Regions from separate parts of the Homo sapiens genome. Here region 2 is linked to region 1. Evidence: chromatin contacts called from ENCODE Hi-C or POLR2A ChIA-PET data. All regions are on one chromosome and are shown on one strand. Each heading gives the region's core, a stretch centred on a gene start or an enhancer-like site at or near the end of the contact. The rest is flanking DNA. Distances are from core to core; before and after follow the strand shown.

Region 1 (4,047 bases), core at 952-3,451:
GCTGAGGCAGGAGAATCACTGTAACGCGGAAGGCGGAAGTTGCAGTGAGCCGAAATTGCGCCACTGCACTCCAGCCTGGGTGACAGAACGAGACTCCGTCTCAAAAAATAAAAAATAAAAAATAAATGCTTTATTTTGATTATCCCATTTAAACCTAGAAAACTCTCTTGCTGCTTTGGGAGCAAAAAGCCTGCGCTCTGGAATCTAAGAAACGTGAATTCAAATCTGTCCCCTGCCATTGCCTTTGGTAAATCGCTTAACTTCTCTGAAGCTCAGATGCCTCAAACGACTTCTTCCCGCGGTGTGTGTCAGGGGAGGTTGGGGAGCTGGGGTTGTGAGCAGTGTGGGTCTAGCACACTGCAGACGCTCCGCAAACGGTCAATAAACGCTGAGGGGCCAAAAGCCACTCCTCAGGACGCGCGGCGGAGAGACCTAGCCTCACCCCAGCCTCGCCCCGCGCAGTTGTTTACAAGCGCTCGCGGCGGATGAGCTCATACGAGTGGCGGCGGCGGCCAATAGGCTTTGAGCCCCGCGGCCTGGAGACAGCCCTGGCCAATCGGACGGCGCGGAGGCGGAGCGGGGCCGGCCGGCATCGCGCGGCCGCACGTGCGCCACGAGTGTCTCAGCCGCTTCCTGTCAGCGCCAGGAGCGGGGATTCCCGGGGTCCCGGGCAGGTACCTGGACAGCGCAGGTCCTCGCAAGGCCGTTTCTCAGGGACGCCGGCCTCGCCACTGACGTAGCACCAGGGCCCGCGCGGGTCCTCGTCCGGGTTTCGGCAGTAACTGTGATTGCCGGCCCCTAAGAGAGGAGAGAAGGAAATGTGTGCCGGGGCTGGCACCGGGAACGCGGCCGCCGCCCGCCAGCCCCGGGGCCGTCCCCCGGAGGACACTTACCCGACACGGGGGCCGAGGCCAGCCCGCTCTGCGCGTCCAGCCAGTTGAGGCAGCGGAGGCCCGGCGCGGGGGAGGTCTGGTCCTCCCGGTACAGGTGGCCGTTGTCCCAGAAACAGCCTGTGAGGAAAAGAAGCCCCCGGACACAGAATAGCGGGCAGCGAACGGAAGACGCCCAGCGTGGCGGACAGGGGAGCCGGGACCACCCGGGCTGAACCTCAGCCTGGTTAGGGGACCCCGGGCCCTGCTGGGCCTCCCTCTCCTCTCGTGGCAACACCCCCACGCCCCACGCACCCCCCCCCCCCAACTCCACGCACACCTCAGGGTGTGAAGCCCCCAGCCTGTGCCTGTCCCCCAGTCAACGCTCAGAGACTGTTAGGTTTTATTTATTTTTGAAACCTGGAAAGCGCTGCAGAAGTGCAAAGCGTTGTTACTCTTGAACTTGTGACCACTTTGGAGGAGGAGATGGAGAGGAGGAGGCCTGGCTTAGGGTCCCTTTGAGGAGCTGGGAGTTTTGGGACGGGGGGCGCCCAGACGTGACATTTGTCCCTGTGTTGTAATGGCCACGTTACATAAACTCCGGTGTTTCCTCCTTCACGGATACGGCCACCTTCTGCCCGTTTAAAAGGCAAATACTCCCTCCCAGGAGAATTCTCCAGGAGCCTTGACTCCGTCAGGCAAAAGATTCAAGACAGCCTCAAACGGAGGAAACCGGCCTCATCGCTGACTGGATGAGACTCCAAGCTCCCACTCCCCTCTGCAGGAGAACCACAGAAGGAGGCTGGGGAAGGAGGACCACACCATGCAAAGGGCTTAGAAAGAACAGGACTTGGGGAGTAGGGGAGATGAACCCCCAAGCTCCATCCACTCATGAGCAAGGAAAGGCAGAGAGAAAGTGGCTTCTTGCCTTTGTTCTTAATGGCAAAGATGGAGCTGCAAGCCCCTGACAAGGAAAGGAGGGGTGGAAAAGCTTTCACGGGACAACAGAAACCGGCTAAACGCTTCGTTTCCTGTCATCCTGGCCCTGTTTGGGAAATAGGGGGCTTTACCCCTTCTGTTTCATGAAGTTGCTGCGGAAAGGAAAGATTGTAATCTCACCTCCAGATCCATAGGCTTCTGCTAGGAGCATGTTGCTGACGAGGAATGCTTGTACCCAGGCCAACAGCATCCTTGCCTCCTTCGTCTTGCAGGTGATTGAACGACCAGTGTTTAACCGAGGCCCCCTTGGCGGCGGCTCTGCCTCCCAGTCCCAGCCTTGCAGTCAGACCTGCCCTTGTTATGCTGTTCTGGTAAACAGCCTCTCTTTAGAACTGGGAGCTTCCCAGCTAGCTTGCTGCAGCGCGAGCTGTTTTTCAGCTGAAAGGCGCCCCCTGGGTCCTAAGCCTCCTAGGTCATGCAAAATCTAACTGAGCCAAGAAAGGAACTCAGCCAAGAGATATGCAGGTTGTGCTTAGCAGCCGATCAGTTTGAGACCTGCGAGGCCGCATCCCCAGGGTTTTTCATCTCTTCTGTTTCCATTTGTGTGAGTACAGAAAAAATAATTCTATCAAGGGGCATCATGGGATGTGGGAAATTATAAGCACTAAAACACAGAACAACTTAGGGAGCTATGCACCCAGGAGGAATTCATGACCACATAGGGGGGAAAAAATAAGAGTTTCTGGTGGGGAGTGGAGTAATAGTTTTTTTTTTTTTCTTTTCTTTTCTTTTTGAGACAGAGTTTCACACTGTCGCCCGGGCTGGAGTGCAATGGCACAATCTCGGCTCACTGCAACCACCTGCCGGGTTCTCGCAATTCTGCCTCAGTCTCCGGAGTAGCTGGATTTTTTTTTTCCCTCACTCTATAGGAAATCCATTTGCTGTAATTTATATCCATCATTAAATCTCACCATATCCATTTGACTTAGGCCTTTTGGAGTTAGGCAGAAGGGCCCTTCTTCCTGTTTGGCTGACAGCTCCCAGGCAGCCTCAGTAAACTGAGAGAGAGAGCAGAGTGATTCGTCAAGACTACCTTGTGACAGGGGCACACCACCACAACCCAGCTAATTTTTTGTATTTTTAATAGAGACGGGGGTTTCACTGTGTTGGCCAGACTGGTCTTGAACTCCTGACCTCGTAATCCACCTGCCTCGGCCTCCCAAAGTGTTGGAATTACAGGTGTGAGCCACCGCGTTCGGCCGAGTAACACTTTATACCCATCCTTGAAAAAGAAAAAGGGCCTTTATGAACACTGACACTTAAAAAAAAAAAAAAAAAAAAAAAAAAAAAAAAACAGTGTAACTTGGCCAGGGTCAAATCTGTCACATTGCTTTTTCTTACATTTGAGGTTTTTTGGGGTGTTGTATATAGTAGGACTATAGAAGGAGTATCTTTAGTTGAAAACACATGTTATGCAAACATGGAAAAATTTGCTCAGCTACATTGTAATAGTCTACCCTTTCTGCCAGCCCTAAATTGTATAGAGGAATTTAAGTAAAATGTTTGCTTTTTTTTTTTTCCCTCACCCTATAGGAAATCCATTTGCTGTAATTTATATCCATCATTAAATCTCACCATATCCATTTGACTGAGGCCTTTTGGAGTAGGCAGAAGGGCCCTTCTTCCTGTTTGGCTGACAGCTCAAGTTCCCAGGCAGCCTCAGTAAACTGAGAGATAGAGCAGAGTGATTCGTCAAGACTACCTTGTGACTCAGTCAGATCCCAAAATAGAAATGGGGAAACTCTGTTTCAATCTTGCAGGCTGTAATTTAAGGAGGAAAACAACTAATTTTTTTTTGGGTGGGGGGGACAGAGTCTCTGTCTCCCAGGCTGGAGTGCAGTGGCACCATCTCGGCTTACTGCAACCTCCACCTCCCAGGTTCAAGCAATTCTCCTGCCTCAGCCTCCCAAGTAGCTGGGATTAAAGGTGTGCGCCACCACGCCTGGCTAAATTTTTTTTTGTATTTTTTTAGTAGAGATGGGGTTTCACCATGTTGGCCAGGCTGGTCTCAAACTCCTGACCTCAGGTGATCCACCCACCTTGGCCTCCCAAAGTTCTGGGATTACAGGTGTGAGCCACCATGCCTGGCCACTTTACTAAATAAATTTTAAAAGCTTTATCAGGGAAGAAAACTAGTGTCAATTCAACTAATCTGAGGTGAATCTGAATTCACTACACT
Region 2 (4,023 bases), core at 1,263-3,762, 660 kb before region 1:
CTCCATCTCCTGGGCTCAAGGGATCCTCCCTCCCAATCCCCTGAGTAGCTGGGACTACAGGCAGACACCACCATGCCAAGCTCATGTTTGTTTGTTTGTTTGTTTGTTTTTGAGATGCAGTCTTGCTCTTTCGTCCAGGCTGGAGTGCAGTAGTGCGATTTCTTCCAGGCTGGAGTGCAGTGGTGTGATTTTGGCTCACTGCAAGCTCTGCCTCCCGGGTTCAAGCGATTCCCCTGCCTCAGCCACCTGAGTAGCTGGGACTACAGGCGCCCACCGCCACACCCAGCTAATTTTTGTATTTTTAGTAGAGACGGGGTTTCACCATGTTGGCCAGGCTGTCTCCAACTCCTGACCTTAAGTGATCCGCCAGCCTCGGCCTCCTAAAGTGCTGGGATTACAGGCGTGAACCTCTTCGGCCAGCCTCCCAGCTTATTTTTGTATTTTCTGTAGACACGAGGCTTTGCCCTGTTGCCCAAGCTGGTCTCCAACTCCTGAGCTCAAGTGATCCTCATGCCTCAGCCTCCCAACGTGCTGGGACTACAGGCATGAGCCACTGTACCCAGACTATTGTTTTTTACTAAAGGAGACTTACTAGAAAACTGACAAAATCCAGGCTGGGCGTGGTGGTTTACGCCTGTAATCTCAGCACTTTGGGAGGCCAGGGTGGGTGGATCACCTGAGGTCAAGAGTTTGAGACCAACCTGACCAACATGGTGAAACCCTGTCTCTACTAAAAATACAAAAATTAGCCGGGTTTGGTGGCGCACGCCTGTAATCCCAGCTACTCGGGAGGCTGAGGTAGGAGAACCACCTGAACCTGGGAGGCAGAGGTTGCAGTGAGCTGAGATCGTGCCATTGCACTCCAGCCTGGGCAACAAGAGCGAAACTCGGTCTTGGAAAACAAACAAACAAAAAAACCTGACAAAATATCAAAGATAATTATAACCCTTAGGGGTCCCAGATTTCTCTTCCTCAGGAAATGGCAAGGGGGTGCGGGAGAGGGGCCATCCGCTTTGGCTGGCTTAGTTTCCTTTCCACAACCCTTTCTGGAGAAACACTAAATGCCACCATTTTTTGGTCCTTGGCCTGGAAATTTCCCTATCTGCACCCCCTGCGCTGTAGCTTAGGCTATTCAGCAGAGATCTGCAGGCTCCAGCGGGCGTCGGACTTACAGAGGCAAATGTGACCATGTAAATTCCCAGGCCCACCCGTGACAGAGAGCCTCTGATTCAGCAGGCCTCCTTTGAGGCTGGGGATTTTAAACCCGCGTCCTGTGATTGGGATGGGGATTGAGGGCTATATTCAGCGCCTGGCCACCAGAGGGCGCAGCGGGCTGGGTTCAGCGGTACCCCTTTGAGATCTTGTGTCTCAAGACAGGTTGCTGTCATCAAGGATTTGCTGGTTAGACAACAGGCAAGGGGTGAGCTGGGTCCTCTTGGGCAGGAGCCTAGTAGGAAGACCGACAACAGGAAAGAGGCTCACATCTGATACTGGGCACATGGCTGGGCCTTGGTCCTCGTGCTCCCGGACTTCAGAGCTCAGAGGGGCCAGGGCCTGGCCTAGCCTGGAATCTGGATGGACCTCTTCTGCCCTGGGGCGCGCCGTTTACCCAATCCTGACCTCAGAGAGCGTCTGTCGTTCTGGTGGGAAAACCGAGACCCAGACAGGAACAAGGGCTCAGTGGCAACCGCTCTGCCTCCCAGCCCAGGGCTCTGTCTTGCCGGGGCTGGGGCACAGGGTGGACCCCAGGAAGTTCTGCTATGAGTCAGCTTCGAGTGCTCAGGGGACCGGACAGAGGCTGCTGGCCGGGGAAGGATGCCGGCCGGCGGTACCTACTTCCGCAGCTGTGGGTATCCCTGCCTGGTGATTCAGCTTCCCTCTGAGGGTCCCCAGGGGGCGCCGCCCTGGACTGGGAGGCTGGGGAGGATGCTGGGGCTACGGAGGGGCGATGGAGGTGCCTTAAGGGACCCCGTAATCCAGCTCTGCTGGATGCTGAGGTCCCACGAGATAATTGTGGCCAGAGATCAGGTGGGCGTAAGACTGGTCCTAGGATGGGGGCTGTGGGCCCCTCCTCACTACCCTGCTTCTTGAAGATAGCCTGGGCGGCTGTGCGGGATACCCCAGTGTCTCCAGCAATGCGCGTTCATCTCCATGGAGGGCTCGCCTTGGCGCTGGGTGGGGAGCGACTTGGTCCCCCCTGGCGGCGAAGAGAGGCTGACCACGCCAGCTCGTGGGGGGGTCTACTGGGCAGATGCGCAGGCCCCGGGCGGAGGAGGGCTGATGGGGGAAATGCCAGGCCGATGGGGGAGGGGCTGTGAGCGGGAGGCGTTGGGGCGGGGCAAGACCGCCCTCCCGGTCCGGGGGCGGGGCTTGGCCTGGGGCGGGGCTTGGCTGGGGTGCTCAGCCCAATTTTCCGTGTAGGGAGCGGGCGGCGGCGGGGGAGGCAGAGGCGGAGGCGGAGTCAAGAGCGCACCGCCGCGCCCGCCGTGCCGGGCCTGAGCTGGAGCCGGGCGTGAGTCGCAGCAGGAGCCGCAGCCGGAGTCACAGCCGCAGCCAGAGCCGCAGCCAAAGCCTCAGAGAGCAGGAGTTGGAGCGCAGGCCCTGCTGGATCCGCGCCTAGCTCGCCGCCAGGCACCGGCCGGAGGACGGGCCGTGGTGTCAGCTCACTGCCCGGGCGCTGTGGGAGGCAGCGAGCCCGCGACCCCCCGGGCCGGGCACCGCCAGGCGCGGAGCCCAGATCGCCCCCCTGCCAGGCCTGGTCACGGCCAGAGCACGCAGGAGTTCCCAGGGTCTGGATCTGCGCGCACCCTAATGACCTGGGGACTGAAGAGAAAAAAGGAACGAGGATTTCATCTAAAAGCATAACGTGGGCACTAGGCGAGGAGGAAAGTGGAGACCACCTGGCACGGGGCAGAGGTGCCTGGAGCCCACGCTTGAGCATCGGAGACCCTGGCATCCTAGCAGCCGCGACCTTGGCTCTGCCCTGTCTGAGCTGGAAACACAGCTTAGCTTCTAGACATCGCTGGCACAGGCCTGGCACAAGTAAGCAGTGTCCTCACCTGTCTGAAACGGGACACGGGGTCGGAGGAACCAGGATCTAGCCTGGCCCCAAGCGGAACTCTCTGGTGGCCCAGAGGTCGTCACTGGGGAGCCCGCCTCCTGCCCTAGCCTCACTGGTGCGGATGTGCCGCTGCCCGCCGGAGCACCATGATGGCAGGATGACCTCAGCCGAAGTAGGAGCAGCAGCTGGTGGTGCTCAGGCGGCTGGGCCCCCCGAGTGGCCCCCTGGCAGCCCTCAGGCCCTCCGGCAGCCTGGCCGGGCCCGAGTGGCCATGGCAGCACTGGTGTGGCTGCTGGCGGGAGCCAGCATGTCAAGCCTCAACAAGTGGATCTTCACAGTGCACGGCTTTGGGCGGCCCCTGCTGCTGTCGGCCCTGCACATGCTGGTGGCAGCCCTGGCATGCCACCGGGGGGCACGGCGCCCCATGCCAGGCGGCACTCGCTGCCGAGTCCTACTGCTCAGTCTCACCTTTGGCACGTCCATGGCCTGCGGCAACGTGGGCCTAAGGGCTGTGCCCCTGGACCTGGCACAACTGGTTACTACCACCACACCTCTGTTCACCCTGGCCCTGTCGGCGCTGCTGCTGGGCCGCCGCCACCACCCACTTCAGTTGGCCGCCATGGGTCCGCTCTGCCTGGGGGCCGCCTGCAGCCTGGCTGGAGAGTTCCGGACACCCCCTACCGGCTGTGGCTTCCTGCTCGCAGCCACCTGCCTCCGCGGACTCAAGTCGGTTCAGCAAAGTAAGTGCCTGGGTGGCCAATTGAGAAGGTGGGGGTCCGGGTGGGTGCATGGCCTGGATGGCCCTGTGAGGGGTATGGCTGTTGTCCCATTTTACAAATGAGGAAACTGAGGTTCATGGCTGTGGAGGAAGCAGAACTGAGGCTCAGAGAGGGCCAACAGTTCAGTGAGTTCCAGGCCCCAGACTCAGGCTCTGGAGGCCCAACTCGTGTTTATTTGTTTAT

What was found. A loop is a pair of places that touch in the nucleus more often than their neighbours do. ChIA-PET counts read pairs that join two places held with the same protein, here RNA polymerase II (POLR2A). Pooled maps may share reads with other maps.
Region 2: a map of gastrocnemius medialis shows a loop between it and region 1 (24-fold over the local background). The contact joins the promoter of SLC35E4 here to the promoter of PIK3IP1 in region 1. A Hi-C loop is called at or near these places in 1 of 168 maps with a recorded cell type or tissue (gastrocnemius medialis) and 14 of 50 pooled maps. POLR2A ChIA-PET finds 5 or more read pairs at or near these places in 1 of 52 experiments (CD4-positive, alpha-beta memory T cell).

The regions. Positions count from the first base shown.
Region 1 is chr22:31,290,287-31,294,333 of GRCh38, forward strand. It overlaps PIK3IP1 (phosphoinositide-3-kinase interacting protein 1), which reads right to left and starts at 2,202. Exons shown (of 6, transcript NM_052880.5): 1 at 1,989-2,202; 2 at 894-1,010; 3 at 679-798. The coding sequence starts at 2,058. It overlaps LOC105372997 (a long non-coding RNA gene), which reads right to left. Exons shown (of 4, transcript XR_001755493.3): 3 at 3,444-3,535; 4 at 2,658-2,866. RefSeq lists enhancers at 195-394, 1,535-1,584 and silencers at 445-674, 855-974.
Region 2 is chr22:30,633,269-30,637,291 of GRCh38, forward strand. It overlaps SLC35E4 (solute carrier family 35 member E4), which reads left to right and starts at 2,513. Exons shown (of 2, transcript NM_001001479.4): 1 at 2,513-3,801. The coding sequence starts at 3,183. RefSeq lists an enhancer at 1,235-1,939 and a silencer at 2,271-2,720.